Regions from separate parts of the Mus musculus genome. Here region 2 is linked to region 1. A link is a loop called in an ENCODE intact Hi-C map of the cell type or tissue named here. Cell type or tissue: heart. All regions are shown on one strand. Links, peaks and the distances in the headings refer to the core of each region. The heading gives the core; the rest is flanking DNA.

Region 1 (10,375 bases), core at 3,463-8,462:
TCCTCTTCCTTCTCTTCCTCTTCCTTCTCTTCTTCTTCCTCCTCTTCCCCAGATGCCTCCCTCTAGTCTGCATCCCAGCAAACTGGTGTGAAATGGAAACTTAGGGGTTCTTTGGAAAGTCAGTTGTGTTGGATGGTGTTTTACTGGGGCAAACACCTGAAGGTGTGTTTTCCTGAAGTGGACACAGGTGTAAGGATATTCTGCTAAAACAAGCACATGAAAGGACACGTGATGAAGGATTCTTTGCTAATGATACCCATATATTGATCTGTCTTACACTGCATAGTTGAACCCCATTTGTCAGGACTCCATAGAGAGAAATGCACCAAAAATCATCTGGTGGTGTGCTGTACTTTCTTGCAGCTTCTGAGGACTCATGCTGATTGGATGCATGTGCTAAGGCAAGGCACATGGAGGACACGTGATGCCTGGAGGGTATAAATATGACTCTATGGAGTGACAGAGACAGAGCTTGGCTTGCTGGTACAGCTAGCTGGGCAATGCTTGTTGGTCTCACGTCTTCACTCATCTCTGCTTCCCTGAGAGAGGCACAGCTGAGAACTTCTCCTAGCATTCCTGTTGGTCCCTCCTGCTGACTTGTGCTGAGGCTGGGGCCTGGCTGTCTCTGCTAGGTAGTGCCACTGCTGATGATTCGTGTTTGCTATCCCTATTCTATTGAACTGGACTATTGATGTATCCATGAAGAGTTTGTGAATAGATGGAGCTGCTGTTGCTACTGACCTGTGAACTGAACTGTTGGTTTTCAGACAACACAAATAGGAGTTGCTCCAAAGAACCCTCTCCCGTATCCTTTCTTTTCCACTACCCCTGGTGGGTGGTGGGCTAAGAGGGAGGTTAAAGTGTTTAAGAACCATCATTAAAAATAAGGGTTGAAACAAATTAGAGTTACACTGCTTCCTGCAGGTTGTGTGTTCTGGTTTCCCTGTAAGAGGTTGAATGAGAAGGGAAGCCGCTGGGATATGTCTTCTGAAGGGCTCCAGCCAGTCTAAGCATGGCAAACGTTCTGCCAGGCCTTGCCCTTCTCTCTCCCATCCCCTCTGCCTTGCTGAAGACTATTAGATTACGTTCCTAAAGCTACTCACCAAGGTCTAGTTCCTTATTTAGACACTTTCGTCTTCTACAAATGACTGCCAGGGTCCAGCTATTAAAGTATTGAAGTCCAGCAATCAAAAACCCCCTGTGACTCACTCAAATTAGCATTTCCAGTCAAAACTAAACACCTCACCCTAGCACAGGATTTCCCCCTTTACCTTTATAAATCTTAATTTACCCGTGTGCCATACTTGAATCCTCTCTATCCAGAAGCAGTCCTTTGTCCCCTCTCAGGACAATTACCCTTACCCCTCTCCCTTGCCCCCTACTTTGTCCCCTCTCCTTTGTTCCCTTCCCCTTCTCCCTCATCCTCTGTCTCCTGTCTTTGACCTTTATCCCTGACCTCTGTCTGTCTGGGGCAAATCAATCTCCTTTGTGCTGAGAACTTGGTCTTGGGGTATCTTGAGCTGACTTCCAGGTTCCCTACATCTTCCCCCTCCTTCTCTGCTTTGGTGGAATTTCTAGCTACATCTGAAACTGGCCATGGCTCCAAATCTCCCATGGCAAATCTTAGTGCCAGCTTCCCTGGCTCTGAACTCTGAACTGCAGCCATGCTAGCACTTCCCTTGGTCCCTGCCTCTGGATACAATAGCTAAGCCTTCGATCACAGCCATCCCAAGTGGAAATTTCTGGATATGTCATGTGATGCAGATTCACATGGTGTTTTGCTAAGACAGACTCATGCAAGACCTGTGGGAGGACACATGATGTTTGGAAAGAGTATAAATAGGACTCAATGCACAGTGACCGCATTCTTGTGAAGCTAGCTGTGCAACGCTTCACTGGTCTCAAGCCTTTGTCTTTGCTGATCTTTGCTTTGTTGAGAAAGTCATGGCTGAGAACTTCTGGCACCCCAGCTGGTCCTGGTCACTCCTGCTGACTGTTGCCAATTTGGTGGAGACCTGGTGGTTTCTGCTGGATCATGCCACCACTGCTGATTTGATATCCTGACACTATTGAAGTGGACTGCTGGATTCCATGGACTGGAATCATCCCAAGGAGCTACTTCTACACAGACCCACATCCCCTTGTCCTACTTACCATCTTTTCTCTCCTACCTTTTGACAGTGGGCTGGGGGGAGGGCAGATGGAAGTATTTGAGAATCCTTATTAAAAGTAGGTTAAAAAAAAAGAGTTAGAATATGAGTTTGTCAAGTGTAGTTAGAAACATCCACACCAACTCCAGTTCCTCAGGTCTCATGATTCACACTGTGATGAAGCAATGACCCCTGGGCCTCAGAGCCCCGCCTGATATGGGCACATCCATCCTTCTGAGTGACTAGAAGCTCGAATAATAAGATGTTTTCACAAAAATATTCTTAACCCACTAGAGCACAGAGCTGAAAGCTGGGTTTTCACCATCTTTGGCCCCAGCAGGCCCTGAGAACCAATTCTTAGACTCACCCTTACTTCCTCAGCCTGTTGTCAACAGCTATTTCTCCCACAATTTCTTCTCTGCCATCACTGTTCTGGGTATGCCTGTCTGCTGCAGACTCTGGCTCAGGCTGATGAAAGCAAAAAGGAAACTTTAAAAAAAAATGGATTTGGGTTAACTTCTGAAATCTTTGGGGACAAAGAGAACCCAACTTCATGGCCACACAGCCAAAATCAGTCCCATGAGGAAAACCATTTCTGCTGCTGTGGTTAGCGACTTGCCCAGTCTCCCAGACACACGGGGCCTGCTGCCAGAAAAGCCAGATAGAGTTGTCTTTTGTTCCACCAGTGAATTACCAATGGCAGAGTCTACTCTTGAAGGTCTTGCCTTACAATTCAGGGTGTGCCAAATACTAGTCCATGGTTCTCACTCTAGCTCAAGAGGAGTAGAGAAGGCAGGACCCTGTCACTTTCTTCTCTTCTAGAAATGATCAGACCCTACCTCTCTACATCTCTAGGGTTGGGGGAGTCCTCCCCCCATGAAAAACACAAGAAGACCGAGATGGTTATATCAAAGGAATGGTTGATACTCACTACTAACTAGCCTGTGTGAACTCTCTTGACTTCTGGGTCCTTGCCTGGAGCATGTGGTTAGAGAGAACGTTCTTCTGGACACTTGGCATTTCCTTCCTTCCATGTAAAAGAACCTCCTTCAGTGTGACCCTCCTTCAGTGTGACCCTCTTTCAGTGTGACCCTCCTTCAGTGTGACCCTCTTTCAGTGTGACCCTCCTTCAGTGTGACCCTCCTTCAGTGTGACCCTCCTTCAGTGTGACCCTCCTTCAGTGTGACCCTCCTTCAGTGTGACCCTCTTTCAGTGTGACCCTCTTTCAGTGTGACCCTCTTTCAGTGTGACCCTCTTTCAGTGTGACCCTCCTGGCTTGCTTTCCCCTTCCCTTTTCAGGGAGGAAGTGGGACTTACATTAGTGACCAGTTTGAGGAAACAGTGGGAATGTCTCCTCTGCCTTCCTCTTTCCTTTCCTTTTGGGAATATACACCTTAATCTGCTGCTCTGTGCCCTGGTTCTGTCAAGAATGACCTGTAAATGGAAAAATCAATCTATCTCCTTCACTTTCTTCTGCCAGATGGAAACTGGTCCCTGGCTGCAATAGCATAAAGTCCGTGTGTCTGTGGTTCAAGTCATCAGGTCCACTCTGTCAGCATCTGATATTTCACTCGACTAGCTGGGGATGGGAAAGGAGCCACCTCAATTCTCTCCCTTTGTTAGTATGACATAGCTAAACGTGATGTCGCAGTCTTTGCCCTTGTGCAGCCCACAGGCTAGTGGGAGAGCGAGGTGTGAAAGATTGTTAGAATCCAGGTCCACCTTTGACTGCCCATGCTACAAATGCAGAGAATTCACTTAACTCAAAACTGGGGCTGAAGATGGCTCGGTGGTCACGAGCTCTTGCTGTTCTTGCAGAGACCTGTGCTTAGTTCCCAGCACCACATCAAGTGAGAGCCAAAGTTACACTTTAAGTTATAATTGCTCTGCCTGAGAGATCCATAAAACAAAAATGCCTCAGGCCTGTAAGCCCCTTGCCCAAGGACAGATACTTCCTGAAGTGCTGGGGGCTCCTGTTTATGAGAGAGAACAATCCACGTCTCTGCTCCCTTAAACAAGTGTGTTGGAGCCAACTGCACCAGATGTGCTTGATCGCGTGGAGGCGGGTGGCACGTGAGCAGGATGTGCTTGATCGCGTGGAGGCAGGTGGCACGTGAGCAGGATGTGCTTGATCGCGTGGAGGCGGGTGGCACGTGAGCAGGATGTGCTTGATCGCGTGGAGGCGGGTGGCACGTGAGCAGGATGTGCTTGATCGCGTGGAGGCGGGTGGCACGTGAGCAGGATGTGCTTGATCGCGTGGAGGCGGGTGGTACGTGAGCAGGAAGTACATCAGGGGACACGCACACCCGACTGGACCTGGTGGGGAGTGCGTAGCCTCATGGACGCTCCTTTATAAACCTCAGCAAAACGTGGGGATCCCAGGATGGACCTGGCCGGAGTCCATCATCCCGGCTAGTATTTAATTAAAGCTTCTTCAAATTTGGATCAAAAATTATAGTAGTAGTCTTATTCTTGACCATTGGGATTAATATTGGTAGTTCACAACCATCAGAAACTCCAGTTCCAGGAGACCCAGCACCCTCTTCTGACCTCCAAAGGCACCAGGTACATATGTGGTGTATATACATACTTGTCAGTAAAACACTTATATGCATAATATAAAATAAAGCAAAATGAAATAAATCTTTAAAAAGTAAAGAACTCAATACTGTAACCATAGCCCGTTACCTTTCTTGTGATAAGAAAAAAAATAGGAGAGGGAGAGAAAAGAGAAGAGAATCAGAAAAAAGAGGAGAGAAGATGAAAAGAGAGGCGGGGAGGAGAGGGGAGGGGAGGGGAAGAACAAGAGTATGTTAGATGGGAAGGGTACATTGGTGGCAACAAGCAGCCTTTTGCCTCTCACTGTAGGAACTTAAGCTCTCAGAGCCCAGAAGGCTCCCCCCAACCACCACCACCCTGAGAAGAGTGGGATCTGCAGCCAAGTAGAAAGGAAGGAAATACCAGGATGAGATCGCCTCGGGTCCCCTTTCTTGTGGGAGATGGGAGATGAATTTGCTTTATCCTGATGTCACCAGTACAGGGAGGACTGGGGCGGGGAAGACAGTGTTTGATAGGAAAGTCTTTGTGATACCTGCCCATGCCTCGGACCCTTCCCTGGAGACCTCTTCAAAGATCTCAGAGACTTACAGACTGTGTGTCAAACAGCCTGCTAAGCCTTTGAATCACAGAGCCAGAAGTGTTTTAAATTCCAGACTCCCCCCCCTCTTTAACCAGCCAGCGTTCCTTTTATTCATAAACATTTGTCAAGACCATGTTATCTGTATTCCCCTCTTTTCCACTGCCCCCTACCCTACCCCACTCCCACCATGTTGGGGATGAAAATGGGGACCTGTTAGCTTCTCTCTTAAACCCCAGGACCCAGTTCCTGTGAGCACATGCCCTTCCCCCTCCCTAGCCTCCAGATGAAGACCTACTGCCCACCGAAGTCCAGTGACCTCCACAGACCCTAAGAGAGTTTCTTTCTCTGCAGAAGACCAGAAATCTTGGTTATCACTTCGCTATTTGGGCTTCCAGGGGATGGCTGTGGTTGGACGATGGAATCCCTTCTTATTTTCAGCTTCCTGTTCCCAATGCCTTCACTAGCAAACTCTTAAACAACCCAAAGAAAGGGGAGTTTTCGCTTCCTGATAGTTCGGACATCACTAGGATAGATAGACAAGTCTTAAGCTGAAATAGCTCAGTTGGGAGAGGATTAGACAGAAGACAGAGGAGTCCAGATAAGTGCCATAGATTTGCAGAAGGCTGCTCTGGGAAATCCCCGCCCCCCAGGCCCCCATGAATAGGACTCCAGAGCAGAGATTTGGGCAGACCAGTGGGAGGCAATAGCATCCATCCTGTGAAGAAATGAAAGAGCCCAGCTAAGCATTTCTGAATAAGGGGGTGTTTTGTTGTTGTGTTTTGTCTTGTTTTGTTTGGGTTTTTTTTTTTTTTTGATATCTAGAAACAGAAATAAATAATGACTTCCCTAGCAGTACTAGCTGGGGGAAGCAGGACTATCAGGCAGGGGTGGGAGTGTCGGGGAGGTGTGTACTAGTGGGCCCACGTCTGCCCTGTACTTACAGCAGGGTGACTGAGCAGGTAGGAAAAGGTGTTACTGAGATGCTTGTGCCCTCTCTTCAGCTTTAGACTGTTGGCACGAGGGGCCCCAAGCAACTGACATTTCCCCTGGGATCTCAAGCTGGGAGAGTCGAAAGGCTGAAGCTCATGTCTCAGGAAGAGACTTCATAGAGTTCTGGGAAATTGTCAGAGCATCCTTGGGAGGCAGACTGAAGTGGATATAATGCTGGCTCCATGCCTGGCAGCCACCCTTCGACCAGCTCTGCTCAGACATGTAACCTCTTGCCATCTCTCTAGACCTAAGTCAGAACTTTGAAGGTGTGGGGGTCACCGGACCTCTTTATTGGTTCCTTTTCTCAATGTGTTGGTTGCTTGCAGAGGACCTGGGTTTGGTTCTCAGCACTCACATCAGGAGGCTCACAGCTGCCTGTGACTCCAGCTCCAGGGTTTCCAGATGCCCTCTTGTGCACAAACTCACACATAAACATAAACATAAACACACACACACACACACACACAAATAAAATAAAATGTAGTACACTGACTAATTCTCAATTTTGTACATTTTGCTAGCACTTAGCACTATTCAATTTGACCTATTATTTAATTTAATTTTAATTAACCTATTTAATTGACCTATTATTAAGGACAAGTAGGCCAGACTCTAACCCTAACAACTTCAACAACAGCAATCGATTCACCTCTTCTCTTCCCCTCCACATCTCTTATTTCAGCTTCAACTTTGCACTCTTCTGGCCCGTCATCTCAGCTTCTCTGCCTCATGGTTGCCTGTTCTCACTACCCCCGCAAGGAAGCGCAAGTTGAACTCAAACCCAAGGCTGGATTTGGAGGCTGTAAAAGCCCCACCCTTCCTCATTCTGGTCCCACTTAGGGTCTGTATTAGCCAGGGTTTTACTACTGTGAACAGACACGATGACCAAGACAAGTCTTATAAAAAACAACATTTAATTGGGGCTGGCTTACAGGTTCAGAGGTTCCGTCCATTATCATCAAGGTGGGAACATGGCAGTATCCAGGCAGGCATGGCGCAGGCAGAGCTGAGAGTTCTACGTCTTCATCCAAAGGCTGCTAGTGGAAGACTGACTTCCAGGCACCTAGAGTGAGAGTATTAAGCTCACACCCACAGTGACAAACCTACTTTAAACAGGTCACACCTATTCCAACAAGGCCACATCTCCAAATGGTGCCACTCCCTGGTCCAAGAATATACAAACCATCACAGGGTCCATTCACCTATCACCACCCAATACGCTTGCTTGAGGTTCCTCCTCTTCTAGAAACAGGTTCTGATGTCCTTCCCTCCGCCCATGGGATCCACTGTAGGTGCTCACTGGAAGAGACATGACCACTACCATCCTCCTTTCTTGGTACCTTCTAGAAAGTCCCTTTCTGTATAATGAGCTTGCTAGAATATTCTTCCTGGGGGGTCATAGGATTCTACATAGTTTTAGGGAAAGAGGCAAATACCCTTCTTTCATCGTCCCAAAGGCCAGCAAACGGGGGTTACACCTGTTCTGAGCAACATAGTCGGCACCAAGGCAAAGGCAGAAGCGACCTCAGAAAGCGTGTGATAGGTGGGGTAAACATGGAGGTGGAAGAAGGGATCCAGAGCCCCCTGGGTTTTCCTGACAGCTGTCAACACTTCCCTGTAATGTGTTAGCAGTCACCCTTCCAGCTCACAACCTTCGAGACCCCAGGAATCCAGGCCTCTTCTAGGTTGCCTTCCACTGGGCCTTCTGAGAGTCTTACAGGCCCATCAGTTTTCTGATATTGCTTCCTTACTTCCATCTTCCCTGAAGTGAGTCTGCCCTCAAGTCCTCCTCTCCCCAGACTGCTTCTCATCATCTCAACATAAGCAAAATCCCCAGCAAGCTCCAGCCTGCTAGTTGATTTGGTCAGCTTGACACAAATGTAGACATATCTGGGAAGTCTTCACTGATAGAATGCCTCCATATTATTAGCCTTTAAACAAGTCTGTGAGGCATTTTTATTTTCAATTAATGATTGGTATGCATGGTGCCATCCCTGGGCATACGGTCCTGAGTTGCATAAGAAAGCAGGCAGAGCAAGCCCCAAGGAGCAAGCCAGTAAGCAGCACTCCTCCATGGCCTCTGCGTCCCTTCCTGCCTCCAGGCTCCTGCCGTGAGGCTCCTGCTGACTTTCCTTCATGATAGGCTGTGAGGTTCAAGATGGAATAAACCATCATCCAAGAGCTGGCCTTGGTCTCCTGTGTCATTACAGCAGTAGAAAGGAAGCTAAGAGCAGGATTCCCTTCCCTTTTCTCCCTGGGTCACCTTATAGTCTCCAGGCTCTTAGCATCTATTTGCCTATGGCTTCTTCCCTCCCACTGGGCACCAGGCTCTTAAGCAACCACCTATGTGCCATCTTCACTTTAGAGGTGGGGTATTAAGCAAGCAATCTAGACTTAATTAGCTAAAAATAAACTTCTAGTTTCCAGCCTGCTCCATTCTACGCATTCTCAGTGTCTCTGCCTCTTTTATGGTAGCAATGGGAGGCAGACCCACAGCCTTGCACATGCTGGGTTAATATACTACCACAGAGCTATACCCCAGCCCCGTGGGTCTCCAGCTAAGGAAACTTGAGTGTGCAGTATAACTCGGTCTACAAAGTTCTTTAACCCACGAACCTGAAAGCCACTCCTGATTGCTCCTTCATTTATCCCCAGAAGCCAGCCCTGGCGAGGTCACCCGGGAAACCTTCCAAAACCCGCTCTCTACTCCCCATCTCCACCACCATACTTCTAGATACTGTGGCCATCACCTTCCACATAGACCTTGGCTGTGTTCTCCGGATTCTCTCTGATCTCCTGCCGGTCTCCTACAACCCACTTTCCGCACAGAATGGAGAGTAATCTTTGAATGATACATGTGTCATCATGCTGTTCTGCTTACAGACTTCCACAGCTCCCCAACACACTGAGAATAAAAGTGCATCCCCTGCTGTGACCTGAGCTAGCCCAGCTTAGCTCCTCCTACACCATCTTCCTCTCCCTCTCTCAAGCCACACTTGACCTTCTCTGTGTTCCTTTGTCTGCCTATTGCTCTGTAGGTGTGTGGGGGTGGAGGGTAGGTGTTGGAGCATGTGACCTTCATGGGCACTGGCTGTTTTGCTGATGTGTCTTCTTGTGTGCACAGACATGTGCGCATATCTACTGTTAATGCTGTAAAATTCCTGGCTTTGTATATTGGCCACTGCTTTAGAGACATTTTGGCCAGAGACAAAACAGTTCTCCAGGGTCATGGGGAGGTTCGGTTCTCCCATTCTACTTTCTTAGCAGACAGCAGGACTTTGAACCTAAAACCAAACCAAACACTTTGAAGTCTTGCCACCGGCGAAAAGACCATAACGTGGTCCCCGCACTAATGTGAAAATGCAAGAGTTCAATGCCAAATCGTCATGTGATGTGAAGAGGGGCATGTTACATAAGAGAAGCTAGTTGCTAAGGCAACAGCACACACACAACTTTTAAGAAACTTTTAGCTTTCAGACACGTGAGGAGAGGCAGGGAACATGGTTCAGTAGTTAATGACCCTGGAGAACTGTTTTGTCTCTGGCCAAAAAGTCTCTAAAGCAGTGGCCAATACACAAAGCCAGGAATTTTTACAGCATTGACAGTAGATATGCGCACATGTCTGTGCACACAAGAAATGAAAGAAGAGGGCACCGAACTCTCTTGAGCTGCAGTTATAAGCGTCTATGATGAATGTGCGGGGAACCAAACTCGGTCTCTGAATATTCTTAGCCCCTGAGCCATCACTCCCACCCCCTACTTCTATGTCGTATGTGTGGCTGTAAAATTCATGGCTTTGTGTATGGGCCACCCAGCTTCTTTGGAATGTAAAGGCAGTCAGGCAGACTTCAAGTGGCATAGTTTTACAGATTCCACCTGGTAGGGTCTGGCTTCTAGTTTCTTCCCTTTTACAGATGGACAACCTCAGTGAGCTGCTAATGAGTAGAACACAGCCCAGTGTGCACTGACCTCAAAGGCTACTAGCCCACCACCCACCTCTCACTCTGAGGACACCTACCCGAGGGACCTGGTAATTACATAAAAGTCCAGGCTACAATGAAAGGCTACCTCTAGGGTTTGGCTCAGCCCCAGCTAA
Region 2 (10,375 bases), core at 2,235-7,234, 62 kb after region 1:
CTCTGTCTGGAGAAGGTGCCTAGAAAGGAAGAAGCCATCCACGTGCCTTTAGAGTGTCTGCAGAGAGCAGAGCGTGGGAACGTGCATGCGGATGAGGCTGTGGCCAAGATGACAAGCACGCTGTGCAGTGTGCAGGGGAGGGCCTCAAGCTGAAGTTTGGAGCTGTCTCTTTAACTCCACCAGTGTCCTGGCATGCGCTCCTTGCGTTACTCAGTCAGGCAGTCTTCAGCCTGCCCCTCTGCCAGGTTAGACTTTACAGGTGGATGACAGACGTGTGTGTGCGTGTGCGTGTGTGTGTGTGTGTGCATGTGTGTGCGTGTGCACGTGTGTGTATATATGTGTGTGCACAACTGAAGCACCTGGTTTATTGTCAGGATTGTGCCCAAGCCTAGCAGTGGGTAGAGCCTGGCAAGGGTACAGCCATTCCTGGCTGCTTCCACAGTTCGACATTAACCATGAAGACCTCATGAAGCCCCTGGTGGCTTCCCCACCTCCCTTGCCTTGACCTCCTCCTCAGTTCCCCAGCAATGACCCTGCCCTTCCACTAGACCCTCCGGAGCCTTGCTGCATCGCTCATTGGCTTGCTAAGACCCCAGGCAGGCTAATTGCCTTTGCCATTCATTGTCTTCCAGATTAATGACTTCTTGTGTGTGTGGATGCCCACAGAGTCCTCTGTGGATAGCTCTGTGGACTTCACTATGACTTCTTTCCTTTCTCGCCACCTTCTCTCTGAGCACCATGTCTGACTTTTTTTTTTTTTTTTAAGGAATCATTTTAAGGTATGTGCTAAACGAGAAGTACTGCCCTATCAGAGGATACATACTAGGCACATTGCATAAGAGCCGTTTTTGCAGACGTGGTTTAAAATATGTAAATTTTTGAGAAGCTAGACAGGATGAGTGCCAACACAGATGTTGAAGGGAAGATACACACACACACACACACAAATCTTGCCCAAGGAGACTCAGAGCCTTCCTGGGAAGGGAGAGCCATCCATAACTGCAGGGGTCAGGGTCAAGGCCCCTCTTTGGTGCCACTAAACCTCCTCCCTCTCGGGTCTCAGTTCTTCAGCCCAGCTTGCTCATACAGTCTGGCTTGGCCCTTGGAGGCCACATGAGAACTCCGGGCTGGGGGGGGGGGGTTGGGGGGAGGGACTGGGCTAATTGGCTGATTTTGATGCATGCTCAGGTCTAAAAGACCACTGTGGACCAGGAAGTTTACGCTTTCAGTTATCTAAGTGACAGAGCCCATTCAGCAAATCTCAGCTCTAAGCTAATGGGGTGATCTATAACAACAGCCTGAACCCCACCTGGGATGATCCTTCCTGGCTCTGCCTAAAGAAGCCTCCTAAGACAAAACCTGAGCTGACTGAGCTAAAAGTTGTCTTGCACACCTAGTGGAAAGCCTTCGGGCTAAAAACAGACCGTACACTTTTAAATGGAAGGCAGCCGAGAGAGAATATACGATCCAGACTGCATGCGGCCCGCAAAGCTTAGCTTATATACTGCCTGGCCCTCTGTGGGGAAAACAAAAACAAAAACAAAACCACATCAAGTTGTCTAACCGCTGGTACACCTGTGGATTCATCTTGCTTCGCACCTCACTTGGTCATTTCCTCAAGAGCAGTCAATCGCTTTTGTTCCCCATCCAGTACCAAGTACATAAGATGAGGAAAGCCTGGATGAGTGGGCGTGAGTGGGCTAATTGGATGGTTCATGAAAGAGTCAGCTCTCGGCGCCCCTCCCCACATGCGAAAGGAGTGATTTCCTCCCCTCTAAGCGGATGGGGGAACATCAGGAAGTTCATACTAACACAATTTTCTCTTTTCTTTATTTAGTAAAACCAGTTTGGGCTTGTCCCACACCTTAAAAAACAAATAGCATTATTAGCCTTTAAAACATCCTTATATGGCAGAGCTATAAACTGCAGGAGTATACAGCTTGTTCAGGTGGATTCCTGGTGTCCAGAAAAGTGTCTTTGACAGCAGGCTGCAGGCATGGCCTGGGGGACACTCCCCTGGGATGTGCACCTGCCTGGCCCACAGCTCTGCTCAGACAGCTCCACGGGGAAGAAAGCAGCCTCACGGGGAACTGTCTGTCCGGGGAGCTGTCTGTCCACTTTCCGCTTCCTAACCACCCCAGTCTCTCTGCCTTTTCTTCCCAGAGACTCAGTCCAAACTAGCTACTTGCTGTTTATAAGTATGAAAAAGGAAGTAGGGTATAGAGTTGTAGTTGACAGATAACAGTGAAATATTGATTCTACCCCAGTGGGTCCATTCTCCTGCAGATAGTAGGGAGCACATAGGAGTCCAGGAAGCTGGAGGTAAACTGGTGGTCTGGGTAAAGCCAACAATGACGCTAAGGGAAGAAAGGCTGGTAGTCACAGTAGACCACAGGCTTCCTGGACATGCAGGAACATTAACTGCGGTTAAACACTATAACTTGAGGCAGATGAGTACAAAGAGGCCTGAGAGCTGGATTTACAAATTGTGAACTATTTATTTGCTTAATTTTTAAAGAGTTACTTTAAGAAAGAAGAATGTAAATATTTGGGGGTTTTGTGTATTTTACTTCCATATGTCTGCGCATTGTGTGTGTGCCTGGTCTCCATAGAAGCCAGAAGATGGTGTCCGACCCTCTGGAGCTGGTGTTATGGTGGTAGTGAGCTGCCATGTGGGTGCCAGGAACAGAAACCAGGTCCTCTGGAAGAACCTACAGTGCTCTTATCTGCTGCGCCATCTCCCCAGCCCCTATTTTAACCTTTGAGACAGACTCTTGTGTATCACAGGGTGGCAATGAACTCTCTGTAGCCACGACAGTTCATGTGGTTCTGGGGGCTTGGACTCAGAGGTTTCTGCACATTAGGCAAGCACTGTACCAACTGAACCACATCCTCTGCCCTTTGGGATCACTTTCAGGGCTGTGATTAACTGGCATGAGAAGCGGCTGGGGCAAAGCAGAGCAGGAGAAAGCCCCTTCGGAGGGCTGAGCCCTCTGCTAATGGACTGAGCCAATGTAAGAGGAGGCTGGGAGGAGAGAGTGGAAGAGGGAAGCTCAGATTTCCAGCTATTTGTAGTGTGATGTGCAGTAGTTTTCAGGCAGTCGCCTTGATAGTTTTCAGGCAGTCGCCTTGAGTGCTGATAACCCAACCACCACATGAGAAGTAGCCTGCAAAGAACGTTCCGGGAGCAGCCTCACTCTGGGCATCTGAAAGACAGCTGGCACAGAGTGTGGGAGAGTTGGAAGCATGAATGAGTGACTAGCTTCCAGTCTCACACTTCTCTCAGACCACATATGTTCATGAGAAAATGCGTGACACGTGTGTCACATGCACACACGCATGCACGTACACACATATGCACACCTGCACACACATACACTCAGTCTTATATGCCTTCAGTTTAGGGAGAGATCATTTGTTCATACTTTCTCTCTTTCCTCTCCTCCTCCTCCTCTTCTCCTTCTCCCTCTCCCTCTCCCTCCTCCTCCCCCTCCCCCTCGCCCTCCCCCTCCCCCTCCCTCTCTCTCCTTTATAAGAAAATTCCTAGGCTTTGAGGGTCTGGTAAAAAGTTCATGTCCAAGCCAGCCCGGAGAGCATCAAATTACACGCACCTCATTCGGGCTGTTCTGGAATGCTCTGCTTTGTAGCTGGATCTGGGGCTGGTGCTATTCTCTCTGGGAACTTGTTCCCTGTCTCTAACCACTGCTCCACAGCAGCACAGAGAAGCCGAGGCAGGGGAAAGGGGGTGGGGATGCTTCAACTAAGTGTGTGTTTGTGCTGCGCCTGGGGCTCTGTGTTTAGCTCACCTTTTCTTTGGATTTTCCGGGTAACTCTTCGTCAGTGTTATTAGCATCATTTTACAGATAAGGAAAGAGCCCATAGAGAGGGGTTGGGTGACCTGTCCACAGCATCCCCACTGGGACAGTAGCAAGAATCCAACAGCCTTCTCAGACTAAGCTCCTCCTCTTTTCTTACATGGCATACTGACTCTCTGACTCCATGCCCAGAGTGTGTGGAGATTCAGGAAAGAAAGGCCGCCTCTGTCCCTTCCCTCCAAAGCACTGCTGGGCAGCTTTTATTTTATTATTATTTTGCTTTTGAATTCAGTTACAGCAAGGGTCATGTGGACGGCTCTGTGACCAGCTTTCTATGTATTGTGTGAGAATACTTAGGAACAGAGAGAGCCAGCAAATATTACACGCTCCCTACTCTTTCTCCAAGTGTAGTTTGGGGGTGGGGGAGAGCAGGCAGCACCTGGGAGAGCTGGCACTGACTGGCCTGGCCTGGCCTGACCTTGCTGGGATGATTCTCCTGAGACTGCTGTTATTAGACAGAAGGCTGTAGGAGCCCAGTTCATAAGCACCAGCTGGCCCATGCTGTAGCAAGCACAGGAGAGCCTGCATCTGGTATGTGAACTAAGTTCAAATACAACACGAGCTTTTCCTGACTCTGTGGCCTCGGGGAAGTCCTCCTCTGTTTTCTTGTGAGAACGGTGATAGAGTGACCCCTCTGCCTGGCAGGAGGACCAAATGAGATCACGCATAGTACAGCTCCTGTCTCTAAGCAAGTGGCTAGAGCTGTTTCCTTCACTATGCCAGTCCCAGAATGGTGGCCTCCTACCCAGGAGCAATCCCTCACATCTGCATGCGTGGCTTTAGAGGTGCCCATTTATCCCTGCAGTGTGTCTGTCCAGAGGATCTGTTCCCAGCCCTGACCCTGCCATCTCCTCCTAGTGTTGGAAAGGGCTAAGCTTTACAGTCTTACAGGATCTGAGGTAGAACCCCCGTGGCCATAGGACAGCAGGGTACCCCAACATAGTCCCTGGTGTTTGCCTTTCTAGAGTCAGCAAACTTGTCAGCTCCCCCCCCCCCCAAGAACTACAAAATGTCAGGTGACCCTGTAGGCCACTTGAGACTGAGCCGTGGTCCAGGGATAGGTATGACAGGAAGAGAAAGGAGGGCTTCTCAAAAATGTCCACACTAACGTGCGAGCCCTGGAACGGTTGTTCTGCAAGCCTGGCAATGGGGTGCTTCTCGATCCCTGTCCCACTTAGGCTTGTGGGAACACAGCAGGGGCAGGCTAGCCTGTCTGGGCTAACCTGCTCCAAGCCAGACCAAAGCCAAGTTGGAATGCAGATCATGCAGGTTCTAGAAATACTAGGAGTGTGTGTGTGTGTGTGTGTGTGTGTGTGTTCATATATGTACATATGTGTATATGTGTGTGCATACACATGTTTGTATACTTTATAGGGAGATTCAATACAGAGAGAATCTTACAGTGATCTTTTATAGCATTAGCTACTAAGATGTCTATGTGCCAAAAATGTACAACTCTACTAGGCTACTTAAAAAGAAAGAATTAACTGGGGCTGGAAAGATGACTCAGCAATTGAGAGCACTGACTGCTCTTCCAGAGGAAGATTCCCAGCATTCATGTGGTGGCTCACAACAGTTCAGTTCTAGGGGATCTTATGCCTTCTTCTGGCCTCTGGGGACCAGGCATGCAAGTTGTGCAGAGACATATGTAGACAAAACACCCATACTCATTTTTTTAAATTGACTCTAGCCAGACATGGTGGTGCACAGATTTGTAATTGTAGCCACTCCAGAGACTGGGGAGGGTGGTTGTAAGCTCAAGTCCTGCTGGAGCTACAGAGTGAGCATAAGGCCAGCCTGGAGAGACTGTCTCAAAAAGCAAAGGTAGAACTGAGAACAGAGCTCAGTGGTCTTGCATCATCCTGGTCTGTGCAAGGCTCGGGACTCAGTGCACAGGCCAGGCTGCTCTCCAAACCTTATACTCTTGGGGTGCAGTGGTGTATGCCTTTGAGCAGAGGCAGATGGCACTCTCTGTCTCTCTCTGTCTCTCTCTGTCTCTCTGTCTCTGTGTGTGTGTGTGTCTCTCTCTCTCTCTGAGTTTAAGACCAGCTTGATCTAGAGACCAAGTCCCAGGTCAACTGTGCTACATAATGAGACCTTGTCTCAAAGCATATATGTACTCATTCAAGCAAATGTGGTGTCTTGCTGCTACCCTATCTGTTTTGCAAAACCGGACAATGAGTGAGAAAGAGCTCGACTTGGCACGAGCGCATGTATGTGCACTCCGCCCTTTTCACACTCACTCCCTGATCTCAACCCTCCCCCTTTCTGAACTCATACTGTACTGAATTCTTGTCAATTTTGTTTAAAAATGTTTCCTTAGGCCTACGCGTCCTGGTTCATCTTGGCAGAGTCTGTGTGAGGTAGGAGGTAGGACATTATCATCTCTGCTGGTGCTGATGCTTCAAGCCCAGCTAATTAATGGTGCAGCCTGGGCTGGAGGCCAGGCTGCCTGAGCAGGATCTCCCGTGTGTGCCTTGCACAGTAACTGGGTCTTTACAGCCATCACATCAACACCTCTTTCCTGTCTGTCTCCTTACTCCTTCCCCAAGTCAAACTTTATATGTAATGGCCTTGTTCATTGAGCCTGAATCAGGACCACCAACTTGAGTAAATGTGTCCATGCTGTCTCAAGGTTTCAAAGGCGTCACGATCACAGAATAGTGTCACGGGTGCTTTGGTGTCTCTGAGAGCTCTCTTGAGGAGTGAGATGTATCAGCAGGACTTCAGGTCTATTCTTCACACAGCCAACGCCACTGTTGCTAGCCATTCACAGTGTCCAGTGTAAATGAAAATACCAGTCACCACCTGCTGGGAAAGTCAGCTGGCCTCTTGGCAGATCAAAGATAGGGAGGGCTAAGGAGATGGCCTAACAGGTAAGAGCACTTGCCACCAAGCCTGGTGACCTGAGTTCAGTGACCAAAACCCACATAATAAAAGGAGAAAACCAACTCCAACAAGTTGTCCTCTGACTCTACAGTGTGCATGTGAGTGCACACATGCACACACACACACATACACACACACACACACGTGCACACGCACACTGAGTAAATGTGACAAAGGATGGATGAAGACAAATGTGACAAAGGCTGGGCTCTAGGAAGAACAGACATGTTCCTGGCTGGCACAGGAAAAGCCGATTCTGCTAGGGAGGTGGGACATAGGGAGTGGCCTCAGTGAAGGGTAATGGGAGACAGAACGCTGGACCATGCAGCATGGGACAGATGGGGCAGATGCCTTGGGAATGTCTCTGAGAGCAGCCAGCTCTGTGCCCCTTTGCATAGCTGCTCTTCCATTTCTATCAGGGGAGACACTCCATTTGTTAAGTCTCTTCTCTCAGTCCCCTAACTTAGCACTTTTGAGGCACTTCATGTGGACCATCTCAGGCACATGGCCATTCCTCTTTCATCTCTTAGAGGTCTGAGAGTGGCCTTCTGACAGCGGCTTTCAGCCTTCGGTGCATCAGAAACCCTGCATGGCTGGTCATGACACAGTTGCTGAGCCCCAGTCTTGGAATCTCTGCTTCTCTGGGTCTGAAGTGGGGCCTGAGAGCTGACAGTCTTGGGAACCCTCCTGAGGCCACATGTTGGGACCCCCTGATGTGACCCACAGGGCCCTTACATTGGCGAGACTGAGTTATGTCTCTGCAATTTTCCTACAAGCTTCATCTGACCTCGTTTGGCTCATGAGAGTTAGATGTAGGCAGTACACTTTAATACTTTCTAGGGCTGCCGTGACCAACAAGGTTGTCTGAAACTGAAGAGAACTTTGTTCCTCTGAGTCCTTCTGGCCTCTCTGGTTTGCTGCTTGGCTTACAGCAATGTTCACCAGTCCTTGCCTCTTTTCACTCCTCACATCCACTAAAGACCTCAGGGAGACTGGCCCACCTCAGAACCATGAGACTGAAGCTTCCTGAGCCAAGACAAACCCCGCCCTCACACCTTACTCCCCAGCCCAGCCCAGAAGGGGTAAGATCAAATCTTTCTCTTTCTTCTGCGAATGCTTGTCAACAAATCAGCACCAGGTTGGAGCATAAACGCTCGGTAGAATCTGCCTTTTCTATGGTACCAAGAAATATCAGGCCTCAGCAGGAAAAGGCTGCTGATGTGAGCGCACGCTCTTGTGTTTTGCTATGAGGTCATTGTCTGGCTTGCTAGAGCAGTGGTCTGCTCTAGCTATGCCTCTGACACTTCTGTCTTGTTGCCTTTCCTTAATATACTTGGTTTACTTTCTTTGATTACCTACATACACCCCCGCCATGTGTGTATGTGTTCCTGTGTGTGTGTGTGGGGGGGGGGGGGGGTATGAGTGCATGTGTATAGGCGCATGCATGTGCATGGAGTCCAGAGGTCACTGTCAGGTGTCTTCCTCTATTGCTTATCCACTTGATTTTTTTAAGACAGGGCTTCATACTGAGCTGGGAGCTTGCTGAGTTGACTAGACTAGCTGGCCAGCAAGCCCGGGCGGGGATCCTGCCCTCTCTGCACCCTGCCACCCAGTGCTGGGGTTCCAGGTGCATGGTGAGCCGTCCAGCTTTTTAGGTCCTTAGGGATCAAGTTCAGGCCCTTGAGCTTGCTGGGCACGCATTCCATCCGCTGAGCCATCTCCCTGTTCTCTTTACCTTGATCTAGGTTTGTAAGAGACACGGCAGGCACAGAGGGAGGTCAGGAGGGAGGTTTGAGCTGCCCAGTGCCTCCGTACCTTCACAGTGCTGCCGGAGCTCTGCGAAGGATGGGGGTGTAGGGATTCACCCTGCAACCTGGAGGTGGAAGGGGGTCTCCCCTAGCTCCCTCAGTCTAGAGAACTGAATTTTCAATCATTGTCTCCCCCCTCGAAGAGAGAGGCACCCAGGAGGAACCCTTCATGCTGCCTTTTCAGACTCTACACAGAGGCCAATATGCTGGTACCAGGAGCAGCCATTGTGGGGGGGGGGGGCCCTAGACCTCTCTCTTCCTGTCAAGCCCTGATCCCATTAGAAAGCCTCATCCCGCTGGACCTGCGGTCTCTGGTGAGGGTTTAAGAGCTGTTTTCACTATCTTCCCCCTCTGCCTCCCTGGAACACCATCACAGCCATAATCCACAGCAAATGGATTTCCCTGACCCTGGGGACAAAGGCCTAGTGTTTCCTAGACTTGGCGGCTCCTGAAAGGACAGAACCATCAGCATTTCTCCAGCTGCCGGGTCTCAAGCCCTGTAGGCCTCAGAGACCTGTAATAAGATCGCTATCCAAGCCAGTTCCAGTCAGCACATCGCTCAAAGTGGTCCCTTGTGGTTGGGAGGGAGGCCTGACTGAAACAGGAACGGCAGCTTTGGAGCTCAGCCTCACACAGAACCACACAGTGAGTTGGAACCAGAGAAAAACATATTTCTAGTTCTGGCTGTCAGCCATTAGTGAGACTTGGCTGTGGTTCACAGTGGGAGTCCACAGGGGTGGGTGGCCTTGGGACGGAATAAGGCAGTCATTAGAAGGAAGAGAAAGGGGAATGAGACTAGGAAGAGGAAATTGAGGAGGAGTGGATAAATGTTTAAAGCATGGGCGCTGTGAAATGTACAGATTCATATTTCTCATGTGGCAGGCAGGCCCTAACGAGAGTCCACAGACAGGCACGTTAGTAGCCCTAGCTAAAACTCCAGGAGGCCTCCTTTGCTTCCCACCCACCCCAAGCTTTGAGGCAGAAGGAACGTGTGAGGAGGGAGAGATGGAAGCTTTGCCACACAAACTGTAGAAGCAGAAGTTGAATGCTGCCGGAGTGTTCCACGCTCTTTGCATGAGGAGACCAACTCACTTCTGGTTTCCCCTCAGGATGAGTCCCAGCCCTCTGGCTGGGTAAGTCCAGTTAGCCCTGGCTGCTGGGCATCCCTCCCATGGTCCTAGAAGAGTCAAAGCCATGTTACCTTGAATAAATCATTCTTTTCCTCAGAAACTAGGCCTTGGTTTTTGTCTAGGAAAAACAAGGGAGTTTGTGGTAATGTCTGATTTCTGGAACTGTTTGATGGGTACATATGTGTAATATCGTGTATGTATAAATGATGTAGAAGGATGGTTTTGTACAAATATTTGATAAACAGTAATTAGAGGATTCAGCCGAGTAATCTCCATTACTTTGCTCTGGTATGTTCTGACAGGGACTGGGCCCAGTGTCACTGCAACAGTGGGCCAGGTCAACACACCTGGCTTTGGACTGCCAGTTTTGTGATGCCCTTAGATAAATTAGATAGCTCCTCCCCATCTGTCTCTGTCTATATCTATATTTTGAAACAATCTTACTACTCTATAGTCCAAGCTAACTCAAACTCATCATTTAACACTTTACTCACAGTAATCCTTCTGCCTCAGAACACTTGGCTTAGATAATTTCTTATTGACAAAATGGGACATTAATAACTACTCTCACAGTAGTCATGAGTATACCCAAAGCATCTACTGTCGAGTAAACAGGCAGTGGTACTGAGCCATCTCTACGGGTAGACTAGAGACCACAGGTAAAAGCTATGAT

What was found. Hi-C counts contacts between places; a loop is a spot of excess contacts. Peaks named below come from ENCODE experiments on the same cell type or tissue, not always from the same donor. Only the 100,000 strongest peaks of a DNase experiment are listed, where the experiment ranks them.
Region 2: a loop joins it to region 1, with 2.2 times the contacts of the local background. A loop is called at or near these places in 2 of 42 quality-filtered maps.

Annotation. Positions count from the first base shown.
Region 1 is chr4:128,626,026-128,636,400 of GRCm38, forward strand. No RefSeq gene overlaps it. Among named protein-coding and RNA genes, the nearest start is that of Gm12958, 6.1 kb to the right of the region's middle. In heart, for the core only: no CTCF peak of the experiment used is centred there; no DNase peak of the experiment used is centred there.
Region 2 is chr4:128,689,100-128,699,474 of GRCm38, forward strand. The region is part of intron 1 of Phc2 (polyhomeotic 2); the gene reads left to right. Among named protein-coding and RNA genes, the nearest start is that of Gm33712, 33 kb to the right of the region's middle. In heart, for the core only: no CTCF peak of the experiment used is centred there; a DNase peak (open chromatin) is centred at 4,319; H3K27ac peaks cover 1,437 bases.